Regions from separate parts of the Homo sapiens genome. Here region 2 is linked to region 1. A link is an interaction called in ENCODE POLR2A ChIA-PET data of the cell type or tissue named here. Cell type or tissue: PC-3. All regions are shown on one strand. Each heading gives the region's core, and the rest is flanking DNA. Links, peaks and the distances in the headings are about the cores only. Region 1 overlaps ATXN10 (ataxin 10). Region 2 overlaps LOC105373071.

What was found. ChIA-PET counts read pairs that join two places held together with the same protein. Peaks named below come from ENCODE experiments on the same cell type or tissue, not always from the same donor. Only the 100,000 strongest peaks of a DNase experiment are listed, where the experiment ranks them.
Region 2: POLR2A ChIA-PET joins it to region 1 with 8 read pairs; 2 of 35 experiments call an interaction of 5 or more read pairs at or near these places.

What each region holds. Positions count from the first base shown.
Region 1 is chr22:45,716,061-45,721,440 of GRCh38, reverse strand. It overlaps ATXN10 (ataxin 10), which reads right to left. Exons shown (of 12, transcript NM_013236.4): 6 at 2,948-3,028. Among named protein-coding and RNA genes, the nearest start is that of MIR4762, 42 kb to the left of the region's middle. In PC-3, for the core only: no CTCF peak of the experiment used is centred there; no DNase peak of the experiment used is centred there; H3K27ac peaks cover 626 bases.
Region 2 is chr22:45,890,570-45,895,949 of GRCh38, reverse strand. LOC105373071 reads right to left here. Exons shown (of 6, transcript XR_007068133.1): 6 at 1,534-2,119. Among named protein-coding and RNA genes, the nearest start is that of WNT7B, 84 kb to the left of the region's middle. RefSeq lists an enhancer at 1-341. In PC-3, for the core only: no CTCF peak of the experiment used is centred there; no DNase peak of the experiment used is centred there.

The DNA.
Region 1 (5,380 bases), core at 59-5,058:
AGTTTTATACACATTTCAATCAGTTATCATAACAATTTCATGGGGTAGCTACTATTATTCTCATTAACCTATCCAAAGTAGTAAGCGGCAGCACTAGCATCTGTCCTTAACTACTATGCCGTACACAGAGATCATAAACCTGAAAACTACACAAGCTGTTTACCACGAGCAGCTAGTCCAATTTGTTAATATTCACTCCAATTCACCTGGAAAGGAGACCAGACAAGTATGTAAATGTAGGCTCTCATTTTTGCTGAATCATGCCACGTGAATTGATGATGAGTCTATATCCAAAATTTCCCCACCGAGTAATCTGCATGAATAGACTACCAGCCTCTGGGTGAAGAAGTCAACTAATTTTGACAACAATGAAAAGAACTAGCACAAGAAAAAAGCTTAAGAATTTACACAGCACTGTCATTCTTGTACATAACAACACATGGTTATTACCCTCACAGTAAGGGCAGGGACTGTGTCTCTGTAATGCTCACATGCACTCACTTGCCCTCTCACCTCCCACCATGGGATAACACAGCAAGAGAGCCCTCACCAAATGCCAGTGCCATGTTCTTGGACTTCCCAGCCTCAGACTGTTAGAAATAAATTTCTTTTCTTTATAAATTACCCACTCTCCAGGACTCTGTTATGGCAGCAGAAAACAGATTAAGACAGTAGATGCACCATTTACATTCCCACCAGTAGGAAATAAACAGTGCACAAGGGTTCCAATTTCTCCATATCCTTGCCCAAACTTCCTCTTTTCAGTTTGTTGATAGTAGCCATCCTAATGGGTATCAAGTGGTACCTCATTGTAGTTTATTGTTAATGGGTACAGAGTTTCTGATACACAAGATGAAAAAGTTCCAGAGGTTCACTGCACAGCAATGTGAACATCCTTCACACCCCCTGAACCGTACATTAAAAAATGGTTACAATGGTAGTCTGGCATGGTGACCCACACCCGTACTCCCAGCAACTGGGGAGGCTGAGGTGGGAGGATTGTTTGAGGCCAGGAGCTTGGGGCTGTAGTGCACTACGATCACACTTGAGAGCAGCCACTGCACTCTAGGTTGGGCAACACACAGCAAGACCCTGTCTTATACCTTTTCCAAAAAAAAAAAAAAGGTTACAATAGTAAACTTTATATTATGTGTGATTTACCACAATTTTTTGACAAAGGCTATTGTCAAAATCTAGTCAAAGATTCCATAGGGTAAACTAGGGCTGTGACAAAAAAGAGAATAAATACATAAGACCTTGGGATAGTATAACTGATAAGGTTTACTGACCAGTATGAACTGAAAAGGTAAAGTGGAGAAGCTGAGTATAACCTTGAGGCTTCCAACTTAGAAGATAAGATTACATTAATCAATATACTAGAGGAACACTTTATTGAGTAAGAATATTCATTCATTCACTCATGCTTTCACTGAAAAACTATTTTTTTTTCTTTTTGAGCACCTGCTGTGTGCCAACCACTGACTGGAAATGTGGAATGAAGAATAAGAAGGGATGAATCCTTGCCCTCAGGGTGCCAACAATCTAATGGAAATGTGCTACAATAACAAGCAGGTATGTGACACAACACGATGAATGAATGATGTGATGAAATGACAGCTCATCTCCTCCAGAAGAAAAATAAAGCAGGGGCAAGAGGAGGTGACAACTGAGCAGAACCTTGAATGAAGTAAGGATGCACCTGATACAACTTTATCAATAAAAATAAAACATTTTTAGTCTACCATCACCATGTAGTTATGTAATAAACCATTTAAAAATAGATAATTTTGATAGACTATGGAAAATATCAGCTTGAATATTAAAATACAATTAAACTGTGCATTCTTCCTGTATTCAGGTGTTCCTTACTGCAAAAAAAAAAAAATACTAATTTTTAGCACTGTATGTCGTATTATCTCTTTTAGGTCAAAAAACTACAAATACTTCTCTATCTGTAATGGGGGTATACATATAGGGAAAGAAGCACTGGAATTGGACTTATAAACCTGGTATTTCATATGACTTTAAAAGCATAAGCTTTTCCTGTTTGAGATATTAAAGAAGAAAAATGACCTAATTAATAAAAGACTACAAAAGTACACAAAGCTTAACTACTGAAACCTAAATACAAAGTAAAAAGTCCAAAACCACTAAAACTCGTGACTACAATCAAAAGATTAACAACTTTAAGAGATTTTCATCACTAGATCTGTAGTTTCTGAATATATTTTGTTATTTTCCTAAGGCAACATTTCTAATAAGGTTAGGAAAAATATATTCTATTGAAATGAAGTGTACTGCAAATTATTTATTCAATCTCCTTAATTTACAGGTCAAGAAACTGAATCCCTTGTACCTTACCATAGAGGTTTAGGAAAAAAAAAAAAAATACACACACACACGAACCTGAATCCCAACAAGGTCACATAAAGAACTATAATCACAGCAAAGCACAGGGCCAGTGTCTTAGAACTCCTAGGTCACTGTTTTTCCTACTACAGTAACTGTGACATTGTGGACGGGCGTCAATTTTATTTTAGTCCAAATTATCCATTAGAAACCTACAAACCTAGCAGAGTGTATCACAAATAATAACACCCATGACCTAAACAAATGAGTACACCTCAAATATTCAACTGTAATACACAGTTACATAAATTACTATTCTAAAATCCAGGCATATGCATAATATTTTGTTCTTAATGTTTTTCTTAATATGCATTTACTGAATAATGGCACCAACCTGGATCCTGCTACCCTCCATAAATCACTGCCTACTGTGGCTAAGCTGTAATGTTAACCAACCAATTTAAAACCATTACCAACACAGAAACATGTATTTAGAGATTCTGTGCCAACTCAGAAACCACACAGCTTTTCAGTCACGTGCATCGAATACCCTATATGGAATGCTAAATACTCCAGACCACGCTGGTTGGGGGGTTACCTTTCTTGATTGTTCAGTTTGGGAAACATGGCTTGTACCAATTCCGGGCTTTTCAGAAAGAGGTCTGTAATAATCAAGAACCTAGGGAAAAAAGAGGAGGAAAGTTTGGTTACTTGAAACATAGTAAAAGAGACATGCCCTTATCTACTTTATAGGCACCACTTACACACAAAAGCATTTCTTTTCAGTGAATTTTTGATTTGCTGTAATCTTAAATGTCTTAAAAGGTTCACATACTATTAATCTATCAGCAGCTAAAAGGAAAAAAAATCCTAAAAATATTTTTCTCCAATTTTACTTCTGAAAGCTTTATGGAAATAATTTAAATTGATTCAACGGGAAGACAGGGCTACTATAGCTGTTATCTAAGTTGAGAAAGAAAAATTCTTCATTTAGCAACAAGATCAGGTATAAACAAAAAACATATTAAATTGGTTTAGTCAGAAGCTAACTGCTATAATGAACCAGAGAAAGACTTGTCACACTTCCATTACTGGCTTGATTATTCACTCTTTAAGAATTCTCAAGTTACCAAGAAAACATCCTCATTGTCAAGCAATGCACTCATCTAAACTTAAGAGATCAACTTATGGAAACCCCAAGGCAAAGATTATAGGCATAGTTCTTCAAAGTACCCCTGTGACAACTAAAAAGATTCAACACTATTATTAATTAATTATGAATTATATTTACCAGAGGGCATCTGAGGAAAAGACTTAAGAACTAAGGAATATACTGATTATAACCAGGTTATAGTAATAAAAATTGACTGCAAGCATTAAATATATTGACACATAGTTTAATCACTTAACAATACAAAAATACAATAAAACTATATTCAGTCTGATAACCAAATGAAGCATATTAACTACTACAATACACTGTCACTTCACATAAAAGCGAAATCCAAATACATATTCTATTTCCTCTACAGCATTTAAAATAGCTGATCAACACTCTGATGTAAAATATTCCTAAAAATAATGGATAATATTTGAAATTCTCAAACAGTATTCCTATCAATCTGGGCAGGTCAATAGAAATCTATGCAATCCCAGATGGATACACAAACTAAATTGAGATCTTAAAGCTCATTCATAATTCAGGTACTTAGAATTTAAAGCATTTTCCCATAAGAATAGCAAAAACGCAATATTCCAAGTCACAAGCCATATTGCCAAATATATTCTCCAAACAATAAAGACCCATATTTAGTCAGATAATTTACAGAAGAACATGTTAAGTGCTGACAGATACACATTAAGGATTATATAATAGAAACAAATGTATCTAACCAATAGGCTGGGGGCAAGAGGGGTGACAGACAGGGGGCAAGAAGATCAAACAGGCTAGAGGAGGTATTTCGCCAATCCCTAGAAGAAGGAAAAGAAGATAGCATTTAAATTAGGAGGGGAAAAAAAGGACTTAGAAAAACAGCAAGAAGGAAAGAACAGCAGTGTGTCTGGGGAACTACAAGCAACAAAATACTATTAGGGCTTCAAAAGGAAGTCAGGACCCAAAAGCGTGGGTCTTCAGAGTGTCTCAGGTGAAGAAAGTTGCCTCAACCAAGGTTTGAGTTTATTGAAGACTGATGTGATAACTACACATTCTTTCATAGTGTTGGTAATTAGTGCTCTCTTTCTTTTTTCTTGATCAATTTTGTTGGTCAAAGATCAACTTTTGCCTTTGTGAATTTTTTCTATTGTTTTTGTCTTATGTTTCATTGATTTCTGTCATCTTTTATTTCTTTCTTTCTTACTTACTCAGGACTTACTATGCTCTTCTTTTTCTATCCTCTCAAAGTAGAACTGTGGGTCACTGATTTCAGACCTTTCTTTATTAATAGAAACATTCCAGGCCGTGGCTCACACCTTGTAATCCCAGCACTTGGGAGACTGAGGTGGGTGGATTACTTGAGGTCAAGAGTTTGAGACCAGCCTGGCCAACACAGCATAGTGAAACCCCATCGCTACCAAAAACACACAAAAAAAATAGTTGGATGTGGTGGTGCATGCCTGTAATCCCAACTACTCGGGAGGCAGAGGTATGAGAATCACTTGAACACAGGAGGCAGAGGTTGCAGTGAGCCAAGATCATGCCACTGCACTCCATGCACTCCAGCATGGGCGACAGAGCAAGACTCTATCTCCAAAAAAAAAAAAAAAAAAGGAAGCACTCAAAGCAATAAGCTCTCCTCTAAGCGCCGCTTTCGTTTTTGTTGTCTTTTTAAGACATGGGGTCTCGCTCTGTCACCTAGCTGGAGTGCAGTTGTGCGATCATAGCTCACTGCACCCTCAAACTTCTAGGTTCGAATAATTTTCCCACCTCAGTCTCTCAAGTAGATAGAACTACACGCATGTGCCACCATACGCAGCTTTTTTTATTTTTATTTTTTTGGCAGAGACAGTGTCTTACTATGTTGCTCTGGCTGGT
Region 2 (5,380 bases), core at 53-5,052, 170 kb before region 1:
TGGCTGGGGTCAGAGCCTGGCTCTGGTACCGGGTGGCTTCTCCCTGTGGCCTTCAGAGGCCTGTCCTTCCCAGGCCTGCTGCAAGGACAGGGGCCACCAACCTCAGTGCTGCTGAGACCACAGCCCTCTCCCCAGCCATGTCCTCCACCCTCCACCTTCCCTGCCTGACCTCAGACCCCACCTGGGTCCTCGCCTGCCTTCTCTGCCAGGCAGACTCCTGCTTACCTCCAAGAAAAAGCTCCAGGCCCCCTCGTCCAGAAGCCTTCACTGCCTCCTCGCTGGGCAAGGCCCTGATGAGGGAAGTCGGGGGCCATGGAAAACTGTCTGGGTCCTGGGAAGGCTTCTGGAGGAGGTGATGATGGAGGAGAAGTTTAAGTCAAAAGGAGGCAGGAAGGAGCTATCAGGAAGGCAGGTTGGAGTCTGTCGAGGGCCCTTGCCACCCCGAGGTGTTGACCACTTTACGCTGTGGCCTCTGCAGGGGCTAGGCCGAGTCCCCTCCAAGAGCCTGGCATGCACACGGTGAGTGCCAATATATTGACTATCTGACCTTTGAAAAATAACACATGTGGAATATTGAGTCTTGGTCATACTCGCATTTTTGAGCCCATCTGTCTCTATGTATTTCGCAGTACAGTGTATTTTTAAAATATGGCCTTATTATTTTTAAAGTTTGTTTCCATCAATTTTCCTGCAATCTTCAAAGTTTGAATTAATCTTTCTTTCTTTCTTTCTTTTTTTTTTTTGAGAGGGAGTCTTGCTCTGTTGCCCAGGCTGGAGTGCAGTGGTGCAATCTCGGCTCACTGCAACCTCCACCTCCCGGGTTCAAGTGATTCTCCTGCCTCAGCCTCCCGAGTAGCTGGGATTACAGGCACCAGCAACCACACCCAGCTAATTTTTTGGGTTGTTTGTTTGTTTGTTTGTTTTGAGATGGAGTCTCACTCTGTCACCCAGGCTAGAGTGCAGTGGCGCAATCTTGGCTCACGGCAACCTCTTCCTCCTGGGTTCAAGCGATTCTCATGCCTCAGCCTCCCAAGCAGCTGGGATTAAAGGCACCTGCCACCGTGCCCAGCTAATTTTTGTATTTTCAGTAGAGACAGTTTTTACCAAATTGGCCAGGCTGGACTCGAACTCCCGACCTCTAGTGATATGCCCACCTCGGCCTCCCAAAGTGTTGGGATTACAGGCATGAGCCACTGCGCCGGGCCTGGATCAATCTTAATTAATCCAAAGGTCATGATCTACCCAGAAGTGTCCATTGATAGCTCACATTCACATTTTAACGGCCCCAGAATGTGAATCTGTGCTGTCCATGGACACTTCTGGGTAGATGATGACATTTGGATCAAGAAAATTGTCTCTCTCTGCAGGGTTGGGGTACCTTGTGAGCACACGGCAGATTCTCAGTTCTGACATTTTGCGTTGAAATGTGTAAATATTTCAGCCTAAAGTTTCCCACAGGTGCTGTCTTTTGGCCTCCGTTCGGAGTACAAATATTTAACAAATATTTGTACAAGACAAATCTCGTCAAATAAATTGTTTCTATGATGATTTTTAATGATTCTTCAAATGTACGTGCTGCAAAACCGTGGGCCTACTTAATTCCATTCCATTTCAATCTAGAATATAAATTTATCCAGTTAATAGGAACTCCATGAGCTGATGCTTCCCAAGGTTCAGGATGTTCCCAAGGACACAGGTACGATTTCCAAATGAAATCTTGTCACTTTCTGAGCCTTCACTAGTGGATGTGATCAATTCCTGTCCGGCTTCTGTAGGGATGACTGAATTTTAATGTCTTTTGCTTTGCGAGCCGTGTTTCCAGTCATTGCAATTCTACATTTCAAAGCTGAAGTGTTTTGGTGCTTCGTTTGTTGAAGTCTTTGATTACACTTCTGATTTTTTTTTTTTTTTTAACAAACCACAAGCAAAATTTAGAGAACCTGTTTCCAAAGACACGCATGAGCATGGCAGGTCTCCTGGGCTTGTCCTTGAAGCAGCGTTCTGGAGGCTTCTGTGCTTGGGAGGCGAGAGGCCGGCAAGGCTGGAGTCTCTGTGCCAGAGCACTTCTGTGAAGGTGACACCGCATGGTCTCAGATGCATTGCCGTGCAGCTCCTGTGACTGGGCACACCGGAAGACAGTGGCAAAGGTGAATAACCACAGCCTCTGCTTTGCCACCTGGTCACAGCCGCAGTTATGAATTCTGTGAGCGTCACCACCAAGCTCGTCTCTACCCCATTTGGTGTCTGACTTTAATGAGAACATTGCTTTTACCACAGAATTTCTGTGTCTATCATCACTGCAAAAACAAACAATTTTGCCTTCGTGCTGAACTTTTAAACTGAATTTGCAAGAGCATTCACGATCATGTCTAATGAGTCACTCTAGACAGAATCAACTTCTAAAAGCTTTACCTTGATTGCATAGATCGGGTGAAAAATCTAGCTGCCATTGGAATTTGCAATTTGCTGGTGGTGTCTCAGGAGTAGGGGTGGTCCCAGCTGTCCCCAGCCAGGGTGGCTGCAAGTTCCATCCCAGGGTTCCCCTCAAGCTGCCCTGCCCAGCTTCTGGAAGCACAGGCCGCGACGGCCAGGGCCGCAGGTACCTGCCAAGGTGCAGCCAGCCCCTAGGAGGCCAGGGTCTGAGAGGTAGGCCCCAGGAGGACATGTGGGCTTTTTCACTGGCTTATAGCCACACACAGTCTGAGGCGGTGGGTGGGTCTTAGTCCCCTGAGACACAAGTGGGGAAACAGGCTCTGGGTCAGCAGGTGCCTCACCCAGGTTGAGCCAGGGTGGAACAGAGACTGAACCCATGTCTAGCCATGCCTGCCTGGTGGGCAAGGCCGGGGGCATAGGGTGTGCGGGTGCTGCATGTGGGGAAGGGGCCACAGGGCCCTGGCCGGAGGTGGCTCCCCAGGATATCTGGTTCCAACGCCACTTCTCTTACCAGCCTGAAATGCCACTGGCTTCATGCCATGGCTTGATGCCTCACGTGGCATCTCCTGTCCTCCCTGGCCCCCGAGCCCTTCTGTGGTCAGGCATGTCCTATCTCATGGGGTTCCGTGGGACACTGTTTGGGAATCACCGAGTGATCCGTGCACTAAAAGCAGTTGCACTGAGAGGGCTTCCAGGGGCTGGCGTAGCCTGGCCCAGCAGAGGGGTCTGGTCTATGGGCAGTTGCCAGGCTTCTCAGCCTCACAGTGCTGCTTCCTTCCTGTTCAGCCTCCAGCAGGTCCCCTCCTCCGCCTCAGTTTCCCCACTTGTAAAATGGGGTGACTGACCTGCAGGATGCCCCTTCTCATGTTGTCAGGAGCTGATTCCCCAGGGCCTTGAGCACATGAGGCAGGAGGGGACCTGCCAGGCCAGAGGCTGCTCACACGTCCCAGCCAGGCCCCAGTGGGGCCCCAGCCTGCTCACCACAGCCCCAGACCACAGCTGCCAAGGCCTCCTGAGGCGGCCCCCGCAGCCCAGGGCCCTGCCCAGACAGGGAAGCCCGGGAGCAGGGGGGAGAATCGGTTCCGCAGGGCTTAGGTGTTCCCAGTAAAGCAGCTCCAGGCAGCCGCTACCAAGACGCCAGAGGGCCACCTGAACAGGGATGCCCCGGGCTGGGCAGGAGCTCTCTCCAGAGGCTGCTGCGTGTGGGCGAGGGTCTGGGGTGTTCAGGTCTTGGGGCTCTGGGCCAGCCCTTCTCCTTCCAGAGAGGGTCCCTGCAAATGGCTGTCTGCATGGCCCGGGGAGCAGCGTGACCACACCGAGGGGTGCAGAGATGGGGGCTTGAGAGTGCCCGGGGCCCGGGTGTGGCCAAGGAGATGGAGGGGTTGTTGCCCACTTCAGTCAAGAGAGTCACGGCAGGCCTGGAGGCACCCCGGTCGGCGCACCCCTCGGGGGGCTGTCCGGGTGAGGTGGGTGGGGCTGGGACTCTGCTGGTTCTGGTTGCTACAGGCACTGATCCCCCAGGGCACGGGCTCAGCCTGCTCCTTTGTTCATTCCACACACACAGACCACATTTGAAGGTGGCCCTTGGGGTGTCTGGCCTGGTGTGGGGGCCACAGGGGCTCATGGCTTGGAGGGGAAGAGAGGCAGAGGGAGACAGATCAGGCAGGGATAGGCTGCTGGGTGGGGAAGGGGCGCTGTGCACACAGGTGTGGCCGATCCCGGGGGTGGGGTACTAGGTGTCCACACTCACTCCCAACAGTACTTAGCTACTTCCCGCGGGGCGCGGGCGCGTGTGGGCACTGGGCCACCGCGGTGAACAAGACAGACCAAAGCCTACCTGCCGGGCCGGCCGCTCCAGTGCAGACACAGAACGCGAAAGAGGAAGGGAAGCGCTGGGCGGTGGTGAACATCCTGCGGGGCCCCTGGGCTGGCGCAGGGCAGGGCCCTGAGGGATGGGGTGGAAGCGGGGCCTCACCGAGAAGTGTCCCCACAGCCAAGACCTGAAGGCGGGGAGGGAGTGGGCCCCAGGGTGGGGGGGCCGTGGGAGGAGCAGCAGAGGATGAGGGGGACTGAGGCCCAGAAAACATCTGTGGCTGGGGTGGATGAAGCCAGGTGTGAGGGCGCGAGGACGCGGGGTGAGGACGCGGGGTGAGGACGCGGGGTGAGGACGCGGGGTGAGGAGGACGCGGGGTGAGGACGCGGGGTGAGGACGCGGGGTGAGGACGCGGGGTGAGCCTCTAGCAGAGGCTGTGGGGGGCCGGGGGACGTGGGGCAGGTGCTGCTGCAGCTACCAGGAGAGGGAGGGCGGTGCTGGGACCCGCGATGGAGACCGCGGAGGTGGGGCCGGCGGGGTTCCTGAAGGACAGACGCTGGGCTGGGAGAACGGTGGGTACGGGAGAGCCCGGGGCTGCGGCCAGAGCTCCTGGGAGGAAGGAGGCGAGGGCCGTGCGGGGAGCTGGGAAGGGGTCGGAGCAGGGAGGAAGGCGGTTTCTCAGACAACATCCTCTGGAGAAATGAGGCTGGTCTTGGGCCGAAAGTTGGTTTTAGGTCTGACAGGACGTGGAGGGCCCTTGCTCGTGGGGTCTAGCGGTGCATCCCTTTCTCAGTGTGGCAGCCTGATTACTGCACACATCCCAACACACCTCCCTGCCCCGCACACACACGCCCCGCACACACTCGCCCCGCACACACTCGCCCCGCACACACTCGCCCCGCACACACTCGCCCCGCACACACACGCCCCTCACACACACGCCCCTCACACACACGCCCCTCACACACACGCCCCTCACACACACGCCCCTCACACACTCGCCCCTCACACACTCGCCCCTCACACACTCGCCCCTCACACACACGCCCCGCACACACACGCCCCTCACACACTCGCCCCGCACACACTCGCCCCTCACACACACGCCCCTCACACAAACGCCCCTCACACACT